Regions from separate parts of the Homo sapiens genome. Here regions 1, 2, 3, 4, 5 and 7 are each linked to region 6. The links are chromatin contacts, found by Hi-C or POLR2A ChIA-PET in ENCODE. All regions are on one chromosome and are shown on one strand. Each heading gives the region's core, a stretch centred on a gene start or an enhancer-like site at or near the end of the contact. The rest is flanking DNA. Distances are from core to core; before and after follow the strand shown.

Region 1 (3,276 bases), core at 264-2,763, 3.6 Mb before region 6:
AGCAAGACTCTGTCTCAAAAAAAAAAAAATTTCACCGGGCGTGGTGGCGAATGCCTGTAATCCCAGCTACTCAGGAGGCTGAGGCAGGAGAATCACTTGAACCCAGGAGGTGGAGGTTGAGCTGAGATTGTACTACTGTACTCCATCCTGAGCGACAGAATGAGACTCTGTCTCAAAAAAAAAAAAAAGTGTGTTTCTTTGCACACATTTTTGTACATTTCTGTTTCCTTAGGATGTATTCCCACATGTGAAATTATTGGCTTGACATATATTAACTGTTAAAATACTTTTGTTAGGCTGGGCGCGGTGGCTCACACCTGTAATCCTAGTACTTTGGGAGGCTGAGGTGGGTGGATCACTTGGGGCCAGGAGTTCAAGACCAGTCTGAGCAACATGGTGAAACCCTGTCTCTACTAAAAATACAAAAATTAGCCAGGCATGGTGGCACACACCTGCAGTCTCAGCTACTCAGGAGACGGAGGCACGAGAACTGCTTGAACCTTGGAGGCAGAAGCTGCAGTGAGCCAAGATCGCACCACTGCACTCCCACCTGGGCAACAGAGAGAAACTGTGTCTCAAAAAACACTTTTTTTAGGGCTCTTGATACATATCATCAAGTGACATTTTAGTAAGATTGGGCCAGTTCCTATTTCTACCTGTGGCATCTGCGTTCCTGTTTCACTGTAACATGGCTGCCTCTGAATTTTATATTTTAAAAGTATTTGCTAATGTAATAGATGGGACGTGACATACAGAGTTGCTTGTATTTGGAGTCCTCTGATTACTAGTAAGACCAAACAGGTTTTCACATATTTATTAGACATGTACATTTCTTCTGGAAAATTTTTCTCTCTACTATCAATGATTTTCTATTGCAGTTTAGTATTGATCCCATTAATTTTTCTTTTTTTTTTTTTCTTAGATACAGGGTTTCACCACATTGCCCAGGTTGGTCTTGAACTCCTGGGCTGAAGCCATCTGCCCTCTTCAGACTCCCAAAGGTCTGGGATTACAAGCGTGAGCCACCGCACCCAGCTTTATCTCATTAATTTGTAAGGCTTTTTGATATAGTACAATTGTTAACCCTTTGGTGTATTGCAAGTATGATTCTGGTGGGAGGCTCACCTTTTTGCTTGATTATTTTTGACACACAGAATTTCAAAATGTCAAATATATTTACGGTAACTTTTTAAAGGCTCGGCATGGTGGCTCACACCTGTAATCCCAGCACTTCAGGAGGCCGAGGCTAGCGGATGGCTTGAGCCCAGGGGTTCAAGACCAGCCTGGGCAACATGGAAAAACCCCGTCTCTGCAAAAAATACAAAAAATTAGCCAGTATGGTGGCATGAGTGCCTCTAGTCCCAGCTACTCAGGAGGCTGTGGTGGGAGAATCACCTGAGCCAGCGAAGTTGAGGCTCCAGTGAGCTATGATCACACCACTGCACTCCAGCCTGGGTGACAGAGCGAACTCCATCTCAAAAAAAAAAAAGAGGCTGGGCACAGTGACTCACGCCTATAGCTGTGCTGGAAGGCCGAGGCGGGAGGATCACCTGAGGTCAGGAATTCGACACCAGCCTGGCCAACATGGTGAAACCCCATCTCTACTAAAAACACAAAAATGAGCCGGGCGTGGTGGCTACTCAAGAGGCTGAGGCAGGAGAATCTCTTGAACTCAGGAGATGCAGGTTGCAGTGAGCCGAGATCACACCACTGCACTCCAACCTGGGTGACAGAGTGAGACTCTGCCAAAAAAAAAAAAAAAAAAAGAATGGCCAGGTGCAGTGCTTCACACCTGTAATCTCAGCACTTTGGGAGGCCGAGGTGGGTGGATCACGAGGTCAGGAGTTTGAGACCAGCCTGACCAACATGGTGAAACCCCGTCTCTACTAAAAATTCAAAAATTAGCCGGGCGTGGTGGCGGGTGCCTGTAATCCCAGCTACTTGGGAGGCTGAGGCAGGAGAATCACTTGAACCCGAGAGGTGGAGGTTGCAGTGAGCCGAGATCACACCACTGTACTCCAGCCTGGGTGACAGAGCGAGACTCCGTCTCAAAAAAAAAAAAAAAAAGAAAGAAAGAAAGAAAAAAGAAAAGAAAAGAAAAAGAAAAATGCTATAATCCTGCTAAAAACTCCCCTGTCTCTGTCTACTTTAGAACGCTGACCATTCCTTTGGAGTTGGTGTTTCCGAATTGTCCATCCTCACACTTTGTGCTTGAATAAACACTCTTTAAATTAGATTCTAACCCTTTTGATGATTTTAGGTTGACATTTTGGTGACCCACAGATGGGACCCAAGGCAAGCCTCCCACAATCCATGCTGCTTTGCCAACATTCTGAGCTTTGGTACCCGCAGGAACAGCTTTCACTCGTCTGACCTCATCAGAGCTAGCGGGGCTTCCTGGCATTTTCTCTTGGGTTTCAAATCTCCCTGGCTTTGGCTGAGATTCAGACTTTATTCAAGTACCCTGATTCCGCAATTCCATGCTCTATGGAGCTGGATTTGAAGCTCTACTTTTAAAAGTAGAAGTTTCAGGCCAGGCATGGTGGCTCATGCCTGTAAACCGAGCACTTTGGGAGGCTGAGGCGGGCAGATCACTTGCGGTCAGGAGTTTGAGACCAGCCTGGCCAACATGGTGAAACCCTGTCTCTACTAAAAATACAAAAATTCCCCAGGCATGATGGCACACATCTGTAATCCCAGCTACTCAGGAGGCTGAGGCAGGAGAATTGCTTGAACCCAGCGGGTTGAAGGTTGCAGTAAGCCAAGATCTTGCCAATGCACTACAGCCTGGGGAACAGAGCGAGACTCCGTCTCAAAAGAAAAAAAAAAAAGTGTGTGCCAGGCGTGGTGGCTCATGCCTGTAATCCCAGCACTCTGGGAGGCCCAGGCAGGTGGATCACCTGAGGTCAGGATCTCGAGACCAGTCTGGCCAACATGGTGAAACCCCGCCTCTACTAAAAATACAAAAATTAGCCACGTGTGGTGGCGGGCACCTATAATCCCAGCTACTCAGGAGGCTGAGGCAGGAGAAATGTTTGAATCCAGGAGGCGGAGGTTGCGGTGAGCCAAGATCACACCACTATACTCCTGCCTGGGTGACAGAGTAAGACCCTGTCTCAAAAAAAGAAAAAAAAAAAAGGAAGAAGAAATAAACTATATGTGTGTGGTTATTGTTACAAAACACACACACACACACACACACACACACAGAAAATTTAAACTAGAAACTATTGAAAATGTGTTGGGTGCAGTGGCTCACACCTGAAATCCCAGCAC
Region 2 (2,980 bases), core at 364-2,863, 3.7 Mb before region 6:
AAAACACTTGCACAGCAATGGGCAAACACACAGTAGTGAATGGGTGTGTGGTGACATGGCACAACAGAGGAAAGCCCAGGTGAGGTTCATTTCTTTCAGACTGTCCACCACTAACCCTGTGTACCTAACCATTTGGGGTCTTAGACTCTTTTGACAATCTGATTAAATGCACTGCTCCCTTCCCCTGAAATACACACACAGGTGCACAGACTACACGGGGATACATCCAAAGACAAGGAGTTGATTCCAGACTAAGAACCCTGGGCCAAAGCTTTCTCCCTCTAGGGCTGCTCTCTTTCATTCTGACCTCAAACTCCAGATTCTCAGTGGGGATGGCTGTGGGGAGTGAGGAACGGGGGCGGGGGGGAGGAGTAACAGCAAGAGCAGCCAGTTGGCTTTCCTCCAGCGTTTAAGGGCGCACCTCGTTAATTGCTTGCTGGAACAGAACCTAGAGTAGGAGGAAGCTGAACCACCTGTAAACCCTCTGATTTTCAAAGACTTATTGCATTCCTAGTATATGCCACGCATGTGCCATATTTGTAAGCCAACTCCCACGATTTATCCGTTATCAGCTGGACTCCCATAGCACCCTGGGTTGTAACTGTGGGTGAAAAGGCCTGTCTCCTTTCTCTTTCCCCAGTTCCCTGAGACAGGACCGGTGTCCTGCCTGGGGTATCCCCAGAGTTTGGCACACGGTGATAGCCAACATTCACTGAGCGCCAAAGGGCCAGGTGCTGCCACTCTCTCAAAATAAGCCTCTGCCACTTACTGAACAACTAGTCTGCGCCAAGCACTGGGATACTAAGCCTACGACTCCCAGAAAGGTCCCGGCGGACCCCCGTGCGCAGCGGGACGCAGTGGGCGCCAGGGACCGCAGTGCCCCGGGCCCAGCGCTCTTCTCCAGGTGATCGCCGGGGAGGCAGGTTTAAAAGGCAGGAGCCGGAAGCCGTCTCGGCGCCCAGGTGGCCGAGAATCCAGTCACCAGGTCACTGAGTCACCGATGGGGGCGAGGACACGGGCCTGGGCCGGTCAGAGGGGCGGGATCGTCACCCCTGGCTCAGGGGCCCCTCCGTCCAGGCAGGGAGCCAAAGTCAGTCTTCGCTTGAGGGTTGGCGGTCGCTGGAAGTGGTAGCCATTGGGAGTTACACTAATCCCGCGAAGGGTGCGCAAGGGAGGCGGCAGCCCCCCCCAAGAAGAGAGGCAGGCCGGCCTCCAGCGCTCCCCGCCCACAAGCACGTCCTTGCCCCCGGGAGGTTGTTTGCCGGCTCCAGGATCTCCCTCCCGGCGACCCCGGCCTCGCCGTCACTCACCCTCCAGTCCCGGGTGACTCAGAACGCTCGGCCGCCGGCCGCACCACTGTGGCCGCTGCAGGGGCGGGGAACGCAGTGAAGGGGCGCGGCGCAGGTGTCAGGTTGCTGGAGAGGCGGGCCTACAGGGCGGAAACCACCGGCGCGGGTGACCGGAAGCCCCGCCCCCAACATGGCCGTGCCCACAGGTCTCGTTGGAGGCCGTGCCTTTATCGTCATGTGACGCGAGTCCTCGCCCCACCCGTCTGCAGCCACTCCTGGTCTCAGTCCCAGAGCTCGAGAGGGCCACGTGACCGTCCCGGGGCCAGTCACGTGAGGCGCAGATCCTGGCTGGGAGGGGGTTGGTAGAGGGGTCCAGAGTGGCAGTAAAGGAGGAAGATGGCGGGGTGCAGGGGGTCTCTGTGCTGCTGCTGCAGGTGGTGCTGCTGCTGCGGTGAGCGTGAGACCCGCACCCCCGAGGAGCTGGTAAGAAGCCGGCGGAGTCGGCCTGGGGAGGGGGCGGTTGCTAAGGGACTGAGAGAGGCGTTGCCGGGGGTGGGGCCGGGCCAATCTGGGCCCGCAGGTGGCAGCGGGTGGGGCCTGGGGACCGCAGCCAGGGCTCTCGAAGCGTCTACCCTGCTTCACGTGCCTAAGTCTGGGGTCTTTTCTCATAACCCCTCCTGGAATCTGAGGGAGAATCCAGGCCAGCTCCAGTAAATCCCACCCATGTTTCCTTTTATTTCCATCTGAAAAGAGTTTGGAATGAAACAAGCGTTTTCAGAATGAGCTTCCTCACAGGACTTTGTGCTTATCATGCTGCTGTTTTAGCTTCTCCAGTCCTTTCTCACTCTATCCCTCACCCTTTCTGGGTCACTGACAGTCCAGCTTCCCCCTGCAAAGCATCCTGGGAAAACTTGAGTTGTGTTCCCAGAGTTGACAAGTCCTTTCTGATTTCAGATACGTCACACTGTCAAATGGAACCTGCATTTTTACCCCCCTTTTCAGCTGGCGTTGGACATCTTTGAGGTGTCCTGAAGAGGAGGGTGGTTATTTGGAGACTATCAGTGGAAATGAAGAGCTCAGCTGATGGCTGTAGATCCTCACCCACATGGTCCCTCACCCCTGAAAGGTTTTTTTTGAGGGCTGGTTCCTATTTGATAATGGCTCCAGATGATTTAGAAGCTAGCCACTGATTTCAGTAAATACTTCTGCCTCCTTCCACTCCTAACCACTAAAAAAGGCTCCCTCTGCGGATCTGTTTTTCTAGACCATCCTTGGAGAAACACAGGAGGAGGAGGATGAGATTCTTCCAAGGAAAGACTATGAGGTGAGCTCCTTTGATACTGCTTGGGCAACTAAAGTAGTGAGTGGCCTGGTCACTTCAGGCCGAAGCATTATGATTCCAACCAGAGATGCTCTTTGACCTTCTGTCCCAGGGAGTGAGTGGGTAAGAGAACTTCCTTCTAGGAAAGAGACTGTTTAGCAAGCCCTTTTCTCACCTTAACCCCAAAACAAGGTCTGGTGTTTTTACACGTTTATAAATCTGTGGCACCTTAACCTGGATAGAGTATGTATTTGCCATTAAACTGTTTGCTTTTACAGCTTACAGAGAGACTTAGAGTGAAAGGCACTGGCAGGCAGTATGTGCCCCTAACAGGTGTGTGCTTATAAACTGTTAAGGAGGCCTTGCTTCT
Region 3 (3,221 bases), core at 313-2,812, 4.5 Mb before region 6:
TTAAAAATACAAAAATTAGCCGGGCATGGTGGTGCATGCCTGTAGACCCAACTACTCAGGAGGCTGAGGCAGGAGAATTGCTTGAACCGGGGAGGCGGAGGTTGCAGTGAGCTGAGATTGTGCCACTGCACTCCACCTTAGGCAACAGAGGGAGTCTGAAAAAAAGGAAGAGAAAAGAAAGAGAGAGAGAGAGAAAGAGAGAGAGGTAGGGAGGAAGGAAGGTGGGAAGGGAGGGAAGGGGGGGAAAGGGAGGGAAGGGAGGAAAGGAAGGGAAGGAAAGGAAAGAAAGGAAAGAAAAGATAGAAAAGAAAGGTGGCTCGTGCCTGTAATCCCAGCACTTTGGGGAGCTGAGGCAGGCGGATCACTTGAGGCCATGAGTTCGAGATCAGCCTGGCCAACATGGCCAAACCCTGTCTCTACTAAAAATACAAAAATTAGCCGGGCATGGTGTCTTTGCACGCCTATAATCCCAGCTATCCCTTGAACCTAGGAGTTGGAAGTGGCAGTGAGCTGCAGATTGCGCCACTGCACTCCAGCCTGGGGGACAAGAGCGAGACTCCGTCTCAAAAAAAAAAAAAAAAAAAGTGAAACAAAAAGTGTGCCTTAAAATAGATGAAGTACTGTATTATTATTATTATTAAAGGGCTGGAGCCAGAACAAGTTAGCATTTTGTGCCTCGAGATTCAAATCCCAGGTCTACCATTTATTCCTTGGGTGACATTTTTTTGGGGGGAGGGGCTGGAGGACAGGGTCTCACTCTGTCGCCTAGACTGGAGTGAAGTGGCGCGATCTCGGCTCACCGCAACCTCCGCCTACCGCGTTCAAGCAATTCTCCTGCTTCAGGCTCCCGAGTAGATGGGACTACAGGCGCGCGCCACTACCGCCCGGCTAATCCTTGCGTCACTTTAAGCAAGACACTTGATCTCTCTGTGCCTCAGTTTCCTCACCCGCAGAATGAATATCAATAGCTCCTGCTACACAAAACTGTTTGGGCTATTAAATATGTGAATACTCAGAAAGTACCTGGCACAAAGTAGCCTTATCATTGCTATTATTTAGAACAAAGTTATTGTTTCCAGGTTTGGAGGTGGGCTGGCGGAGGGAGGAGAAGACGCACTAGGTTGCCTTTCAGAAAAGGGGTCCAGGCCTTATCCTGCCTCCCAGGTGGACTCGGCCCGGGATCCCGAGCCCCGCCCCCTCCAGGCCCCGCCCCGCCCCGCCCTCGCTGGCCGAGACTCTGTGCTACTCTCGCGCGCTTTGAAAGTGCGCGAGCTCCGACCGAGACCTGGGCCGGCGGTTGGTCGGCCGAAACCATCTGCTACGTTACGTGGGGGGAGGTCAGCTCCTATACAGCCACACTTTTTTCAATCTTCAGCTTTTCAGGCCTAGGTCCTGGTTTTATTTTAGCTTTCAGAGCTTCTCTGTAGGCTTGAATTTCCAGGAGGCAGCCCGAGTCCCTGGGGAGAGGGTCATCGTGGCTCTCGTCGGTGCCTTCCACCTCTGGACAGGCAACCGGTGGGAGAGGACGCCGGTGGGCGGGGGGAGGAGGCGGCCCTAGCGCCATTTTGTGGGAGCGAAGCGGTGGCTGGGCTGCGCTTGGGTCCGTCGCTGCTTCGGTGTCCCTGTCGGGCTTCCCAGCAGCGGCCTAGCGGGTGAGTCGCGGAGCCTTCTCACTGAGGACGCCGTAGGTGCCTCGGCTTCTGCATTGGGGCGGCCCGAGGCAGACGCAGCGGCTTCGGACCCTGCCCCGGGAAGTCAGCCGTGAGACCGGGCCTAGTCCTGCCCGAGCGGGCTCGCGCGGGAGCGTCGTTAGGTCCTGGCACGGGGAGGCCGGTGGCGCCGAAACGGGGGGCCGGGCCCGCGGTGCCGCGTAGCCTGAGGCGGAGGTTGGCCCCGGACCCGGACAGTGCCGGAGCCTTCGGTACTTTGTACTTCGAGGGACGCTGCCAGCTTGGGCCTGGTGCTCCTGCGCCCCACCCCGGGCCGCGCCGAGAAACTCCTCCCTCGGCTGGCACGCGCGGGCTTCTGGGAGGCGACGGCCGGCACCGCCAGGACCTGTCGCCGCGGGCCTTGGGGCTCGGGCTCGCAGAGCCCCCGGAAGCCCCAAAATGAGGAACAGAGGGAAACTTTTCTCCTGTTCTTTACACCTGGTTCACTGCCCATATTCAGTCTTCAGGTTCAGCTGATGGATCGCTTGCTTAGGAAAATCGACTGGGACCTATCACGCCCATGCCTCAGCCAGTTAGGCTCCTCCTCTGCCTTCAGGATTACTTAACGACTAACCCGATTGTCATAAAATAGCTACTGTTTATTGTTCCCTTGCATACCCTAGCTTGTAACCAGCAAGCCACGTTGGACTCACAGTTACAGTTTCAGTACCTGACGCATCATAAGCCTTCAGGGAAAGTTTTTTGAATGAATGAACTGGCGAGGCATCACATTTTGATAGGAAATCACTACCCTTACCTTCACCTCGTCATTTTTCAGGGATAACCAATGCATATACGAATCCAGACAAGCATTTTTCTGGAAGTCAGAACTCTGACATGGTTTGGGTATTATCATTATAAGGAAACAGTTATTCTGACATGAATGTTGTTCATTCATATCTCTTTTCTCTTTAGGAAAAGTAAAAGATGTCTGAATATATTCGGGTAACCGAAGATGAGAACGATGAGCCCATTGAAATACCATCGGAAGACGATGGGACGGTGCTGCTCTCCACGGTTACAGCCCAGTTTCCAGGGGCGTGTGGGCTTCGCTACAGGAATCCAGTGTCTCAGTGTATGAGAGGTGTCCGGCTGGTAGAAGGAATTCTGCATGCCCCAGATGCTGGCTGGGGAAATCTGGTGTATGTTGTCAACTATCCAAAAGGTTTGTTACCATTTGGTTTTTGTAATCATGCTGAAGTGTGTTCAGGTGTGTGTCTCATCCATGGATCTTAGCCTCTTTTGGTGGCAGAATGTCTCCTGAAACTTAAGTATTTCCTTGAACTTCAGTGTTAGACAAGTTTGGAAGACCACGAGTCTAAATTTATGGAAACTGGGGATTGTAGATCATTTTAAAAGAGAAAACAATGTATTTAAAAAATATCTGAATAAACTTTGCCAAGTTGATGATAAATTTCAGGAATCACTAAGAATGTTTTGTACATAAATCATTGTTGTAAATAGATTCTTCTGAAGTGCTTCAGTGTTTGGATTTGATCATTGTCCTTTTGG
Region 4 (3,087 bases), core at 193-2,692, 3.5 Mb before region 6:
AAGGGCTGTTGCTGGGAGCAGATGCCGGCAGCAGCCTTCTTGCCAGTTTCATTAGCATGGAGGCTCTGAGGACAGGGAGGGAGGAGGGATGTGGGTGGGCAGGACCCTCCCTGGGGCCAGTGCTGAGGCTGTGAGGGTGGATGGCTGAAGCCTTGCAGGAAGTTTTGAGAGGAAGCTGGGCCCACAGGATCGTGATGTGATCAGTTGGGGTGGCATAAGAGTGCCTGATGATGGTTTGGGTGGCCTTTGGGGACATCCCCTGTCATGCCATCACCATGCTGAGCTCTGACCACACTCTCTTTGGCCCTCTTTATCTGTGGCTAAGAGTTGGCAACACAGCCTCTGAAACTCAGCAGAAACCCCTCTGCTTCCCCCAGCCCTGCCTCCTCTATCCCCCACCATTGTTGATGGGATACCAGAGGCACCCAGGTGTCCTGGGCCTCCAGCTCCCGAGGCAAGGAAGCCTTTCTTGGCCAGCCAGGACTCATGACATCTCAGCCAGTGGAGAAGGGGAGAGGGAGGGCTTTGAGAATTCCCCAGGCCTCAGATTTGGTGGGGGAACCCTTCCTGTCCACCAGGATTGAGGGTTACAGAACACCCCAGCCTCGAGGGAGAACTAGCTGCCCCCCATCCCATTCCCAGCAAATTCTGACAAACACCCCCTGACTCCCATGGTGGAAGTTTGCCAGGTGTCAACTAAAGAAAATAAAAAGCTGAAGAATTAGAGTTCGGGCTGGGTGTGGTAGCTCACACTTGTAATCCCAGTAATTTGGGAGGCTGAAGCCAGTGGATTGCCCGAGCCCAGGAGTTTAAGAGCAGCCTGGGCAACATGTAGAGATGAAACCCCATCTCTACTGAAAATACAAAAAATTAGCCAGGCATGGTGACATACATCTGTGGTTCCCAGCTACTTGGTAGGCTGAGGTGGGAGGATCACCTGAGCCCGGGGAAGTCTGAGACTGCAGTGCGTGGTGATCACAACACTGCACTCCAGCCTGAGCAACAGAGTGAGACCATGTCTAAAAATAAATAAATAAATAAAAATGCCGGGCGTGGTGGCTCAAGCCTGTAATCCCAGCACTTTGGGAGGCCAAGGTGGGCAGATCACTTGAGGTCAGGAGTTCGAGACCAGTCTGACCAACATTGAGAAACCCAGTCTCTACTAAAAATACAAAATTAGCCGGGCGTGGTGGCACATGCCTGTAATGTCAGCTACTCGGGAGGCTGCGGGAGGAGAATCGCTTGAACCCGGGAGGCAGAGGTTGCAGTGAGCTGAGATCACACCATTGCATTCCAGCCTGGGCAACAAGAGTGAAACTCCGTCTCAAAAACAAAAAACAAAAACTTTAGAGTTCTTTTTATTCAGAAGTTTTACCAGGACTATAGACCGAGCCTATTGCCTGAGAGCAGCCCTGTGGAGGGGTTCTATCAGCTGCTCTGGCAGTTTCAGTTCACAGTTTATGTACAGGTGGTGAAGCTGTAATATGTACAAAATCACATCGAGGTTTGGGTATAGAGTACATCTGGCTATAGATGACTAAAGCACATCTGCTGAATCGATTGTGGAGGCAGAATCACTAACCCCACCAGATGGTATCTTATGTGTAGGAAAAAGCAAGTCTGGGGCCATTTATCTTTCAAGGAATATAGTGACTCACGCAAGAGACATGGGGCTCTATTCTGTTTTGTCTTCAAAGCATCCCTCCAGAGAGCTGCCCATTGTCACAGAGCCAGCGGCTTGTGAATCCACTCAAGCAGAAATGAGCAAACATAACTTCTTACATTTGCTACTTAGGCTCACCCAGGAGAGGAAGCAGCCCCAGGTGCCAGCTGTGTGTTGCAGAACACTGGACCTGGAGCCTCAGCCTGGGGGTCAGTGTTGGCTGCTGCTCCTGCACAAGTCAGTGGGCTTCTCTGAGCCTCAGTTTCCTCATCTGTAGAATGGGGATTAGAATGCTACCTACTGGGCCAGGCACCGTGGCTCACACCTATAATGCCAACACTTTGGGAGGCCAAGGTGGGTGGATTGCTTGAGCCCAGGAGCTCGAGACCGGCTTGGGCAACATAGGGAGACCCCTGTCTCTACAAAAGAATTTAAAAAATTAGCCAGGTGTGGTGGCACGAACCTGTGTTTCCAGCCACTTGGGAGGCTGAGGCAGGAGGATCACTTGAGCCCAGGAGTTGGAAGCTGCAGCGAGCCACGGTCGAGCTACTGCACTCCAGCCTGGGTGACAGAGCAAGACCCTGTCTCAAAAAACAAAACAAAACAAAACAAAACAACAACAACAAAAAAAAAAAACCCAGAAAACCAAGAATGTTACCTACTGCGTTGGGGTTTTTAGAGGATGAAATTAGATGATCAGGAGATGAAATGCGTAGTGCAGTACTGGGCCTAATAAATGTGCAACATTATTATTTGAAACCAGGGCCTGTGTGCATATTGGCAGATGAGGATCCTGTCTCTAGAGGGGTCCACCCCACCTGGCCAGATACACAGTAAGGAATGAGCCGAGTGGGAGCAGGGGAAGTTTCAGGTGATTCTTCCATGAAATGATGGACACAGGGCGCTGGCCCAGTGTCTGTGCTGGAGTAGGGCCCTGCGGGCCTCCAAGCCTGGGAGGGTCAGAGGCCTGAAAACCACTCAGGCCCTTCCAGGAATCTTTGGTTGGGAACTCTAGGGACTCTGTAGGACACGGTGTGGGAACAGAGCAGGATGGGGGCAGTTACCCACACCTCCATTCCACTCCTCCTGCAGGGTAAGACCTGCTCAAGTCCCGCCTTCAGGCCGGATTGCCCAAACCTTTCCTCAGTCTCCCTGCCTGGCCACGTGGACTCCCCATCCCCGTAAAACCCTCCTGTGGTTCTCCTGACCGGGATGGGTGGGTTCCTTGGGACTTCTTGCCTTGCTGGGCTGGGCCCTTCTGAAGGACAAGGGTCTCCCAGGTGCTGATCCTCCCTGTGGGCCTCAGCTGCCAAAGGACTCTGAGGACACTGACATTTGGGAGAGCCGGCATCTTCTCTGGGTCCCTGATGTGGGTTCAGAGGTGGCCCCCCAAAGATATGTCCACCTAGAACTTCAGAGTATAT
Region 5 (3,258 bases), core at 173-2,672, 4.2 Mb before region 6:
GCATGAGCCACTGCGCCTGGCCAACTTTGGACATCTTAATGTCTATTAAATCTCCTAACAAAGATGTCAAATGGGTAGTTCAAGTTCAGAGAAGCCTGGGCTAGAGATTACATATCTGGGAGTCATTGGTCTATAGATAAAGTTGTAGGACTGGGTGAGGTCATCAAGGGGGAGGGAGTGTTGGTAGAAAAGTCAGTCCTGGTCTGAGCCCTGGGACACTCCCACATTAGAGGTGGGGGAAGAAAAGGCACAGGTAAAGGGGATGTGAGCAAGCATCCAGAGGAGTAAGAGGAAAATCAAAAGGCTGTGGTGGCCTGGCAGCTAATTATAAAAAGTTCAGTGAAGGAAATCAATGAGGTGGTGTAATAGAAAGTACAAGGTGGTGGTGAAGGGAAGAGGCTGTCTTTGTGAAAGTGACGTTCAAACTAGGACTTGAAGACGGAAGGATAAGGAGCTGGCCACGGGGTGGAATTGGAGTCTGATTGTGATGCTGAGTCCTCCAGGGCTGAAGGACCACTAAGTGCAAATGTGGTGGGTGAGAGAGAGTGTGACATTGGCTAGGATCTACTGAAAGGTCTGTGTGAGCCAGAGGGGGCATGAGACACAGTTGGTGAGTTAGGCAGGGTCTCTGTCATGGCGATCTTAACCAGTCCTACTCCCCAACCTCCAGGGCTCAGTCCTTGGGCCTCTTTTCTCTATCTCCATGTACTCCCTTGGTGATGTAGCTCATGGCTTCAGATGCCATCTGTTAAGCTAGTGACTCTTAAACTCCAGACTCATATCCAACTTCTTGCTCAGCAACTTCTCCTAGAACTGTCTCATAAACATCTCAAGCTTAACATGTCTGAGACCAAATTCTGATCTTCTCCCCAAGGAAACCTGCTTCGCCCACAGCTTTTTCCCCATTTTGCTCAATGGCAGCTTCATCCTAGTTCTTCAGGCCAAAAGCTGTGGGCATCGTCCTTGACTCCCACGTCTCACATCCAGTTCATCAGCAAATTCTGTTGACTCTCCTTTCAAAATGCATGTAGGATCTGACCACTTCTTACCGTGTCCAGCCACCACTGTGATCATCTGTCCCTGGATTTTTGCGGCAGGCTCCCAACTGGTCTCTTTACCTCTGTTCTGGTCCCATTCAGGCTGTTCCCACTCAGCCACCAGAGTAATTCTGTTAAAATATAGGGCAGCCCTGTCAGTCCTGCTTAGAACTCTTCAGTGGCTCCCATCTTGCTCAGAGTAAAGGCCAGGGTCTTTACAGTGACTCCCTAGGGCCCTACATTCTTTGCCCACCTTTTGCCCTCCCCCCAGTTCTCTGACCCACCCTCCTCCTTTCTTCCTGCTCATCCTGGGCCAGCCACACTGCCCTTTCTAGTCCAGGAGCATGCACAACCCCTCCTGCCCCTCCCTCAGGTCCTTTGTAGATGCAGCTTCCTCTGTTTGAAATGCTTTTCCTGCTTCTAACCATGTGGTTCACTTTCTCACTTCCTTCACCTATTTGCCCAAATGTCAGCTGCTCAGTGAGGCCTTGCTTTCTACCTTGCTTAAAATTACACACCCACTCCGTGCCCCCACCTGATACTTCCCCTGCTGCTCTTCTCTGCATTAGTTTTCCTCATAGCACATGTTACCTTCTAATGTGCCATATAAAGTACTTAATTGGTTAATTATCTTCCCCCTTCGACTGCGAGCTCCCTCCCTGCAGTCAGGGATTTCTGTCTCTGGTATTAGCTGAACCCCTAGCACCCAGAGCACTGCCTGGCATGTAATATTACTTAGTAAATATCCAGTGAACAAATGGGAAGGCATTGAAATATACTGAGCAGAGTAGTGACATAATCTGGTTTAAGATTTTTTAAACATTGTCTTTTATTGACATATAATTGACACACAGTGAAATGCACAGGTTTTTAGTGTTGCAGCTTGATGAATTTTGATAAATGTATACAGTTGCATAACCCACACCCCGTCATCATCCAGAACACTTCCATCACCCCCAAAAGCTTCCCAGTGCTTCTTGCCTGTCAATCCCACACTCCCTGCCCCCATCCAGAGACAGGAAAAGAACCACTGTTCTGATTCCTCTCACAGAGATTAGTTTTGCCTGTCATATAAATGGAACCTTTCACTATGAACTATGTATGTATGTATGTATGTGTATTTATTTCAGTCTGAGCTCTCGTCTGGCTTCTTTTGCTCAGCGTGATGTTTTTGAGATTCATTGTTTTATTGCGTGTATCAGTAGTTCCTTTTTTTGCTGACTAGCATTCCATTGTAACATACCACAACTTCTTTTTATCCATTCTCCTTTTCAGGGACATTTGGATTGCTTCCATATTTTGGCTATTACGTCTGAACATTCATGTTCAAGTCTTTTTGTGGATATTTGTTTTCATTTTTCTTGGGTAAATGCCCAGGAGTAGAATTGCTGGGTCACAGGGCAGATGATGTTTAATTTTATGAGAAACTGCCAAACTGTTTTCTGAAGTGGTTGTACTTCTTTACACTCCCCCCAGCAAGTGTTCCAGTTGCTCTGCGTCTTGCCAACTTTTTGACTTAAGTCTTAACAGATTCATTCTGGCTGCCGTGTGGAGAACCGGCCCAGTATTTCACTGTGTAAGCTCATTCAGAAAATGGGGTTGGGAGAGGAGGAATGCCTAAAAGGAAATTCCCAGATGGGCCACGTCTCTGAATCAGGTAGAGCACATGAAGCCTTGGGCCATGTATCAAATGCTAGGAAACAGCTTTCTCCCCAAGGGCTCTACTGTTTTCTTGTGTCAGATAACCAGATCTTTTTCCTCCCCAGAGTGGGTTGCTCTTGGTTTTGGGGTGGGGACAGAGATCTCTGCTCAACCTTGCTTACATCACTTTTTTTTTTTTTTTTTTTCAAAAGACAGAGTTTAGCTCTTGTTGACCAGGCTGGAGTACAATGGTGCGACCTCTGCTCACTGCAACCTCTGCCTCCTGGTTCAAGCGATTCTCCTGCCTCAGCCTCCCGAGTAGCTGGGATTACAGGCGTGCACCACCATGCCCGGCTAATTTTTTTTTGTATTTTTAGTAGAGATGGGGTTTCTCCGTGTTGGTCAGGCTGGTCTTGACTTCCTGACCTCAGTTGATCCACCCGCTGTGGCCTCCCAAAGTGCTGGAATTACAGCGTGAGCCACTGTGCCTGGCCTTTTTTTTTCTTGAGACGGAGTTTTGCTCTTGTTGCCCAGGCTGGAGTGCAATGGCACGATCTCGGCTCACCACATCCTCTGCCTC
Region 6 (3,022 bases), core at 359-2,858:
CTAAAGGCTGAGGCAGGAAGACCACTTAAGCCCAGGAGGTCAAGGTCGCAGTGAGCCATGATCTCATCCCTGCACTCCAGGCTGGGCAAGAGTGAGACCCTGCCTCAAAATAAGTGTAAGATGTGGCAATACTGGGCCATTTGTTGATATGGCCATACTCAGCTGGAGACGGAGGGCAGTGCAAAGGCTATCCACTATGACGCCCATCCATTGGTCCTCCATGGGCATTTGAGTTTGTGATCCCCGTGAACATTCCTGAAGGCAAGGACTGTGGCCTCAAACCATTACTGTTCCCCAGTAGGGGCCACACAGAAGGCACAAAACTTATTTTATTATTAATGAATAATTACTCATATGATACTCAATTATTTAAAGACTCTTTCCCTGGGCCAGGGCACTGGCCAGGGATATCCAGCCAGCCACTCACACCTACTGCACCTCATGGTAGGAAATATCTCCTGCATCCTCACAGGCCTGTGATGAGGGTCAAATGAGACAAAGATGGGAAAGTGCTTTTAAACAAAACCTCAAATGTTTGACTTCATTATTCTCCATTCTGCATCAGGTCCCCTCATTTCCAAAACCTCTTAACAAAACATAAACTGAACACAGAAGGGGCTGGCCAAAGAGGGCAGGGTACGCTGATCCCCCGCTCTGTGCCTAGCACTACAGTTTCACATCCGTTATTTCATTTAGTCCTTATGACAGTATTATTCTTATTCCCATTTCACAGCCCAGAAACTGTGGCTCAAAGAGGGTAAGTGACTGGCCCAAGAACACGCTGCCAGGCAGCCTGATGCCAAAGTGGGTTCCCGAAACCTCTATGCTAGAAAAGTAAAAACGCACACGCCTCCTTCCTCGCAAGTATTAACGTAAATTAAAATGGAGACCAACCATGAAGAATTCCTGAGCAGACAAAACCAATCAGGTATCCTAAGTGACCTAAATCTTGCTTAAACTGCAAACATAAGCAAAATTTAACTTGGGTCATATCTGATAAATGCTTATGTTAGAGAGAAATAAAACTTAAGACCAGCCAAAAGCAGTCAATTAACAGACCTTAAAAAAAAAAGGCAATTTTGTAACTGCAAACCAATCAAATAATTTCTTTATTTTGCTTCCACATTTTCCCAATAAATACTTGCCTCTGACGTTTTGTCATTGCAACACTAAAGCTCTTTCAGTCTGATGTTCTCCAATTCATGAATTGTTTCTTATTCAAAGTTCTCAAGATGTGTCTCACATTTTTCCTTTACACAAGAAACACAAGCACTAACAGTGTACGCTGACTGAGTATGGCATGGAATCGCTTTAGCGAACACCCGACTAAGAGGTGTTTGGGATTCTTTGGCTCCGCTGAGGGGTTTGAAGCCACAGGGAAGGCTAGGCTCCCGCACAACGCCTCCTCGAGGGGCGTGGGGACCCGGCCGTGCAGCGCGGGGACAGGGGGCCGGGGGCGCACCTGGATGTCCTCGATCATATGGGGCCTGAACAGCTCGCGGCTCAGCAGGGCGTCCCAGAGCTGGTCCACCTGCAGCTCTTCCACCAGCCGCAGCCGGCACCGCCGCAGGAGCCGCCGATCCGCTTCGTCCATGGCGAGTAGCCAACTAAGACTCCAGGCCGCCTCAGTCCGCTTCCGGGCCTCGGCCGCCCGCCCCAGTCCCCAGGACCCGCCCCCGCCCCAGGGCCTGCCCCCGCGTCACGGCCCCGGGTCAGTCTTCGCTCCCCACCGCCTCCGGACGCATCTCCAAGGCCTCGCCCCGCCCCCAGGAGTCGCTCTTGCGTCACCGCCCCGCCCTCAGGACGCACCTCTGCGCCTCGCCCCGCCCCCAGGGCCAAGCCTCCCATCACCGCGCCGCCCCAGAACACGCTCCGCGTCACCGCCCCGCCCCAGAACCCGCCCCACGTCACCGCCCCGCTCCAGAATCCACCACTGCGTCCCCGCCCCAGAACCCGCCCCGTATCCCCGCACTGACCTCACGTCACCGCCCCGCCCCCGCGTTACCGTCCCGCCCGCAGGACGCATCTCCAACGCCTCGCCCCGCCCCAAGGATTCGCTCTTGCGTCACCGCCTCGCCTTCAGGACGCCTCCGCGCCTCGCCCTGTCCCCAGGGTCAATTCTGGGGTCACCGCCTGTCCCCAGAACCTGCCACCGCGTCACCGCCCACTCCCCGGGACGCATCTAGAAGGTCTCGCCCCGCCCCCAGGATTCGCTCTGCGTCATCGCCCCGCCCTCAGGACGCACCTCAGCGCCTCGCGCCGACCCCAGAATCCATTCCGCGCCACCGCCCCGCCCCCAGGATTCAACCCACGCCCCCACCCCGCCCCCAAGGTCAATCTTGCGCCACCGCCCCGCCCCCAAGGGCTAGCCTCGTGCCACCGCCCCGCCTCCAAGAGCCAATCCCCTCCCCTCGCTCCACCCTCAGAATCGTCCTTGCGTCACCGCTCAGCCTCAGACTCCAGTTCGCACTCTCGCCCCGCCCCCAAAGTCAATCCTCACCCCCAGGATCCATCCTTCTGTCACCGCCCCGCCCCAAGGCGGCACCTCCGCGACTCGCCCCGCCCCCAGGGCCCCGCCCCGCCCCCGCATCACCTCCCCACTCCGGGCGCAGGTGCCCTTTTGCAATTCTGGCACCAGTTCCTGGTCCACCGCGGGCCCTTCGCCAGAATTCACTATAGCCCCGCTTTTACAGAGATCCGGAGGGAGTCGTCACACTTCCAGCAAGAGGGAAACCATGAGTGGAGCCGTGATCTGTCCCGCCCATTCAACCTCCTCCGGGGCATGGCTTCCCCTTAGCCCCCTCCTCCACCCCAAGTAAAACCATAAGCTCCCCTCACCGCCCTTGTGCCCAGATCGCAGTTGACTGTTCCAAACTCGAGTGTCTGATCCAACCAAGCCCACCTTACACAGTCTTCCATTCCCTCTTCCCTCCCTCCCACCCTAACACCTCCCACACAGAAAAAAAAAAAAACGGCAGAAATCTAGTCCTGTAAACTCCCATCGTTCTGAACGGTTCATTTT
Region 7 (3,090 bases), core at 278-2,777, 4.3 Mb before region 6:
TCAGGTGATCTGCCCGCCTTGGCCTCCCAAAGTGCTGGGATTACAGGTGTGAGCCACCATGCCCGGCCTGGACTAGTCACATTTCAAGTGCTCCACAGCCACATGTGGCTGGTGGTTCTTGTACTGAACAACGCAGTTCTACAGGGGACTAGCTCTTCAAATGTAAGCTAAAAGAAAGTAATTAGTTCCTGGCCGGGTTTGGGAGGCCGAGGCGGGCGGATCACGAGGTCAGGAAATCGAGACCATCCTGGCCAACACGGTGAAATCCCGCCTCTACTAAAAATACAAAAAAAAAAAAAAATTAGCCGTATGGTGGCGGGCGCCTGTAGTCCCAGCTACTCGGGAGGCTGAGGCAGGAGAATGGCGGGAACCCGGGAGGCGGAGCTTGCAGTGAGCAGAGATCGAGCCACTGCACTCCAGCCTGGGCGACAGAGCGAAACTCCGTCTCAAAACAAAACAAAAAACACCAATTAGTTCCTGAGCTCATTCCCTCATTCCTCAATTATGCCCACACTGCCATGGGTGTAACATACACCTATCCCAAGTATGTTCAGCTTATGCTACAAAACCAATTTCTCAAAATTCTTATTTTTGAAAGAATTTGTAAGGCACAGAGGAAAAACCTGGGAATAATTGGTTTTGTAAAGCTTTCAAATACTCCACTGCCAAGAAGAAGACTGCAGAAAGAAATGTCATCCTTTAGGGGAGAAGAAACTTAAGAATCCCTGCTAAGAAAACTACTCCAGTTTGTGTGTATGTGTGTGCGTCCGAAAGGGGGGAAGGTGGCTGGCAAGGGATTTCTATTCTCAGGAAAGAACCAGTGTATCTTTATATGATCTGAGGCCCACAGGCCATCTGCTCCAGACTGAATTCAATTAAACTTAGGATATCTGAAGTCAAATATCCTAATGGTGTTGATAGGGCTTAAGGAAGTTAAGATTGGATGGGGGAAACAGGGATGGGGCTGGGGGAGAGGGAGAGAAGATGTACCCCAACGATGTAACCAAGCTCAGTTTCGGGGACTGGATCTCTGAGAGGTGTCCACAGTGGAGGACAAGGGGCTGACACGGACGCTAGTGTTCCCTGGGGCAGAGATACACAATTTTTATACGTGGCTCAAAAGAAAGGGTGGCTGTGACAGGCAAAAGACCCAAAGGGCAATACCAGAGCTGATGGGCCGGCCTTCGGGCGGACGTACCGCGGGCCGAAGGGTCCAGGGGTCTCTTGGGGGTCCCGGGGAGGTGGGCGTTGCCTCGAGGGGTGGGAGTCAAGGCCTCAGACGGTGCCCAGGTCGTGGGGCCGGCAATGTGGGGACCCCACGTCCCAGACGGGCGGCTTCCCCTGGCCCCCCCACGGGCAGGCTGGCCGTGGGTCTGGACATTACGCCGCCCTAGAGGGGTCGTGCCAGGCCCTAGACTCACCGCGCGGCTTCGGCCAAGGCCTCAGCTGCCGCCGCCAGCACCGGTACCGCCGCTTCAGGCCCCCTGCCCCACCGCCCGCCTTCCCCGCTGTCCTCTAAGCCGGGAGCGAGGGAAGGAGGGTTCCCAGCCCTGAGGACCAATCGACAGGTATAGGGAGAAGATGGACTGAAAAACAGGCCAATAGTAATGAAGAAGAGAAGCTTCAGGACCCGGCTTCTCCAGGGGGCGGGGACTGTTCAAATAGACAAACCACGCGGCCAGTGGCAGGTGAAAACAGGCTTGGGTCCACTCGGGAGAACCAATCGGTCGTGAGTTCACCTCAGTCACTTCCACTCACACATCCGGTACGGCGCTGCTAGGATTCCCTTCTGCATCCGGGCTGTGAACTCAAGGAGTCCGGTGTCTGGGTATCTCCGGATCGCAGCGAGAGCGGCTAGCAGAGGTTCGCGACCCCTCCCGGTGTAATTCTGAGAGGAGAATGTGAGCGATGCCGGTGCCCAGGAATTACTGCATCAAAAGACGTTTCGGGCTAGCGCTCTTTATGGATCCTGTGATATCTCTTTTGTTACAATTAATAAGCATTTGAAAATGTTTTTAATTAGATTCTCTAACTTTCCCAAAATTATCCAACTCAGGATCACTCCAGAGAAACCATAGCCAAGTTTTAACCAAAAGAGCTAGTCATAAATAAAAATTTTCAAAGCAACATTATTTTTTAAAAATCCTTTCAAAAAATCAATAGCTGGCCCGGCGCGGTGGCTCACGCCCATAATTCCAGCACTTTGGGAGACCGAGGCAGGCGGATCACCGTAGGTCAGGAGTCGAGACCAGCCTGGTCAACATGGTGAAATTCCCCCACCCGCACCCCCCGTCTCTACTGAAAATACAAAAATTAGCTGGGCATGGTGGCTCACGCCTGTAATCCCAGATACTCGGGAGGCTGAGGCACGAGTATCGCCTGAACCCGGGAGGTGAAGGTTGCATGCACCGAGATCGTGCCACTGCACTCTAGCCTGGGCAACAGAGCAAGCTCCGTCTCAATACATACATACACACACACACACACACACACACACACACACACACACACAACCAAAGAAAATAAATAACTGCTGGTCACGGTGGCCCACGCACTTTGGGAGGCCAAAGCAGGAGGATCGCTTGAGGCCAGGAGTTCCAGACCAGCCTGGGCAACATAGCGAGACGATGTCTCTACAGATTAAAAAAAAAAAAATCAACAGCAAAAGTGGATTTGACTACATTTTTTTTTAATCACAGTGCTATTTGTCATAGTAAACACTGAAAATTCCTAAATATTTCAAAGTAGGAGTCCAATAAAATATGATGCATTCGTTTGGGCGCGGTGGCTCACACCTGTAATCCCAGCACTTTGGGAGGCCGAGGCGGGCGGATCATGAGGTCAGGAGTTTGAGACCAGCTTGACCAACATAGTGAAACCCCGTCTTTACTAAAAATACAAAAAAAAAAAAAAAAAGGTAGGCGTGGTGGCAGGTGCCTGTAATGCCAGCTACTCAGGAGGCTGAGATAGGAAAATCCCTTGAAGCCAGCAGGCGGAGGTTGCAGTGAGCCGAGATCGCGCCACTGCGCTCCAGCTGGGGTGACAGTGCGAGACTCCATCTCAAAAAAAAAAAAAAAAAAAAAAAAAGAT

What was found. Hi-C counts contacts between places; a loop is a spot of excess contacts on that map. ChIA-PET counts read pairs that join two places held with the same protein, here RNA polymerase II (POLR2A). Pooled maps may share reads with other maps.
Region 1: a loop to region 6 is called in a map with no recorded cell type, with 7 times the contacts of the local background. The contact joins the enhancer-like site here to the promoter of CASP9 in region 6. A Hi-C loop is called at or near these places in 2 of 37 single-sample maps with no recorded cell type and 14 of 50 pooled maps. POLR2A ChIA-PET finds 5 or more read pairs at or near these places in 2 of 52 experiments (A549 and CD4-positive, alpha-beta T cell).
Region 2: a map of CD14-positive monocyte shows a loop between it and region 6 (13-fold over the local background). The contact joins the promoter of CLCN6 here to the promoter of CASP9 in region 6. A Hi-C loop is called at or near these places in 4 of 168 maps with a recorded cell type or tissue (B cell, CD14-positive monocyte, ascending aorta and 1 more), 5 of 37 single-sample maps with no recorded cell type and 19 of 50 pooled maps. POLR2A ChIA-PET finds 5 or more read pairs at or near these places in 2 of 52 experiments (H1 and MCF 10A).
Region 3: a map of IMR-90 shows a loop between it and region 6 (27-fold over the local background). The contact joins the promoter of TARDBP here to the promoter of CASP9 in region 6. A Hi-C loop is called at or near these places in 3 of 168 maps with a recorded cell type or tissue (CD8-positive, alpha-beta T cell, IMR-90 and naive thymus-derived CD4-positive, alpha-beta T cell) and 6 of 50 pooled maps.
Region 4: a loop to region 6 is called in a map with no recorded cell type, with 6 times the contacts of the local background. The contact joins the enhancer-like site here to the promoter of CASP9 in region 6. A Hi-C loop is called at or near these places in 2 of 37 single-sample maps with no recorded cell type and 6 of 50 pooled maps.
Region 5: a pooled map shows a loop between it and region 6 (25-fold over the local background). The contact joins the enhancer-like site here to the promoter of CASP9 in region 6. A Hi-C loop is called at or near these places in 4 of 37 single-sample maps with no recorded cell type and 12 of 50 pooled maps.
Region 7: a loop to region 6 is called in a map of CD8-positive, alpha-beta T cell, with 15 times the contacts of the local background. The contact joins the promoter of MTOR here to the promoter of CASP9 in region 6. A Hi-C loop is called at or near these places in 2 of 168 maps with a recorded cell type or tissue (CD4-positive, alpha-beta memory T cell and CD8-positive, alpha-beta T cell), 4 of 37 single-sample maps with no recorded cell type and 13 of 50 pooled maps.

The regions. Positions count from the first base shown.
Region 1 is chr1:11,900,103-11,903,378 of GRCh38, forward strand. No RefSeq gene overlaps it. Among named protein-coding and RNA genes, the nearest start is that of RNU5E-1, 6.4 kb to the right of the region's middle. Within about 2 kb of position 1,514, at least 3 of the 41 ENCODE cell types and tissues checked have a DNase peak (open chromatin) inside an H3K27ac peak, as active enhancers do.
Region 2 is chr1:11,804,578-11,807,557 of GRCh38, forward strand. CLCN6 (chloride voltage-gated channel 6) reads left to right here and starts at 1,614. Exons shown (of 23, transcript NM_001286.5): 1 at 1,614-1,772; 2 at 2,554-2,613. The coding sequence starts at 1,686. MTHFR (methylenetetrahydrofolate reductase) reads right to left here and starts at 1,387. Exons shown (of 12, transcript NM_005957.5): 1 at 1,311-1,387. RefSeq lists silencers at 1,072-1,121, 1,142-1,191, 1,862-1,911 and enhancers at 1,259-2,244, 1,442-1,551, 1,562-1,641, 2,092-2,161.
Region 3 is chr1:11,011,092-11,014,312 of GRCh38, forward strand. It overlaps TARDBP (TAR DNA binding protein), which reads left to right and starts at 1,563. Exons shown (of 6, transcript NM_007375.4): 1 at 1,563-1,652; 2 at 2,625-2,874. The coding sequence starts at 2,637. RefSeq lists silencers at 996-1,225, 2,635-2,881 and enhancers at 1,266-1,595, 1,306-2,273.
Region 4 is chr1:12,039,074-12,042,160 of GRCh38, forward strand. No RefSeq gene overlaps it. Among named protein-coding and RNA genes, the nearest start is that of MIR6729, 11 kb to the left of the region's middle. RefSeq lists a cis regulatory region at 1-298 and enhancers at 81-580, 1,646-1,715. Within about 2 kb of position 1,443, at least 3 of the 41 ENCODE cell types and tissues checked have a DNase peak (open chromatin) inside an H3K27ac peak, as active enhancers do.
Region 5 is chr1:11,279,694-11,282,951 of GRCh38, forward strand. All of the region lies in intron 1 of UBIAD1 (UbiA prenyltransferase domain containing 1), which reads left to right. Among named protein-coding and RNA genes, the nearest start is that of UBIAD1, 8.1 kb to the left of the region's middle. Within about 2 kb of position 1,423, at least 9 of the 41 ENCODE cell types and tissues checked have a DNase peak (open chromatin) inside an H3K27ac peak, as active enhancers do.
Region 6 is chr1:15,522,607-15,525,628 of GRCh38, forward strand. It overlaps CASP9 (caspase 9), which reads right to left and starts at 1,609. Exons shown (of 9, transcript NM_001229.5): 1 at 1,463-1,609. The coding sequence starts at 1,594. RefSeq lists silencers at 1,579-1,968, 2,249-2,688.
Region 7 is chr1:11,261,024-11,264,113 of GRCh38, forward strand. It overlaps MTOR (mechanistic target of rapamycin kinase), which reads right to left and starts at 1,528. Exons shown (of 58, transcript NM_004958.4): 1 at 1,422-1,528. RefSeq lists a silencer at 1,246-1,295 and an enhancer at 1,716-1,875.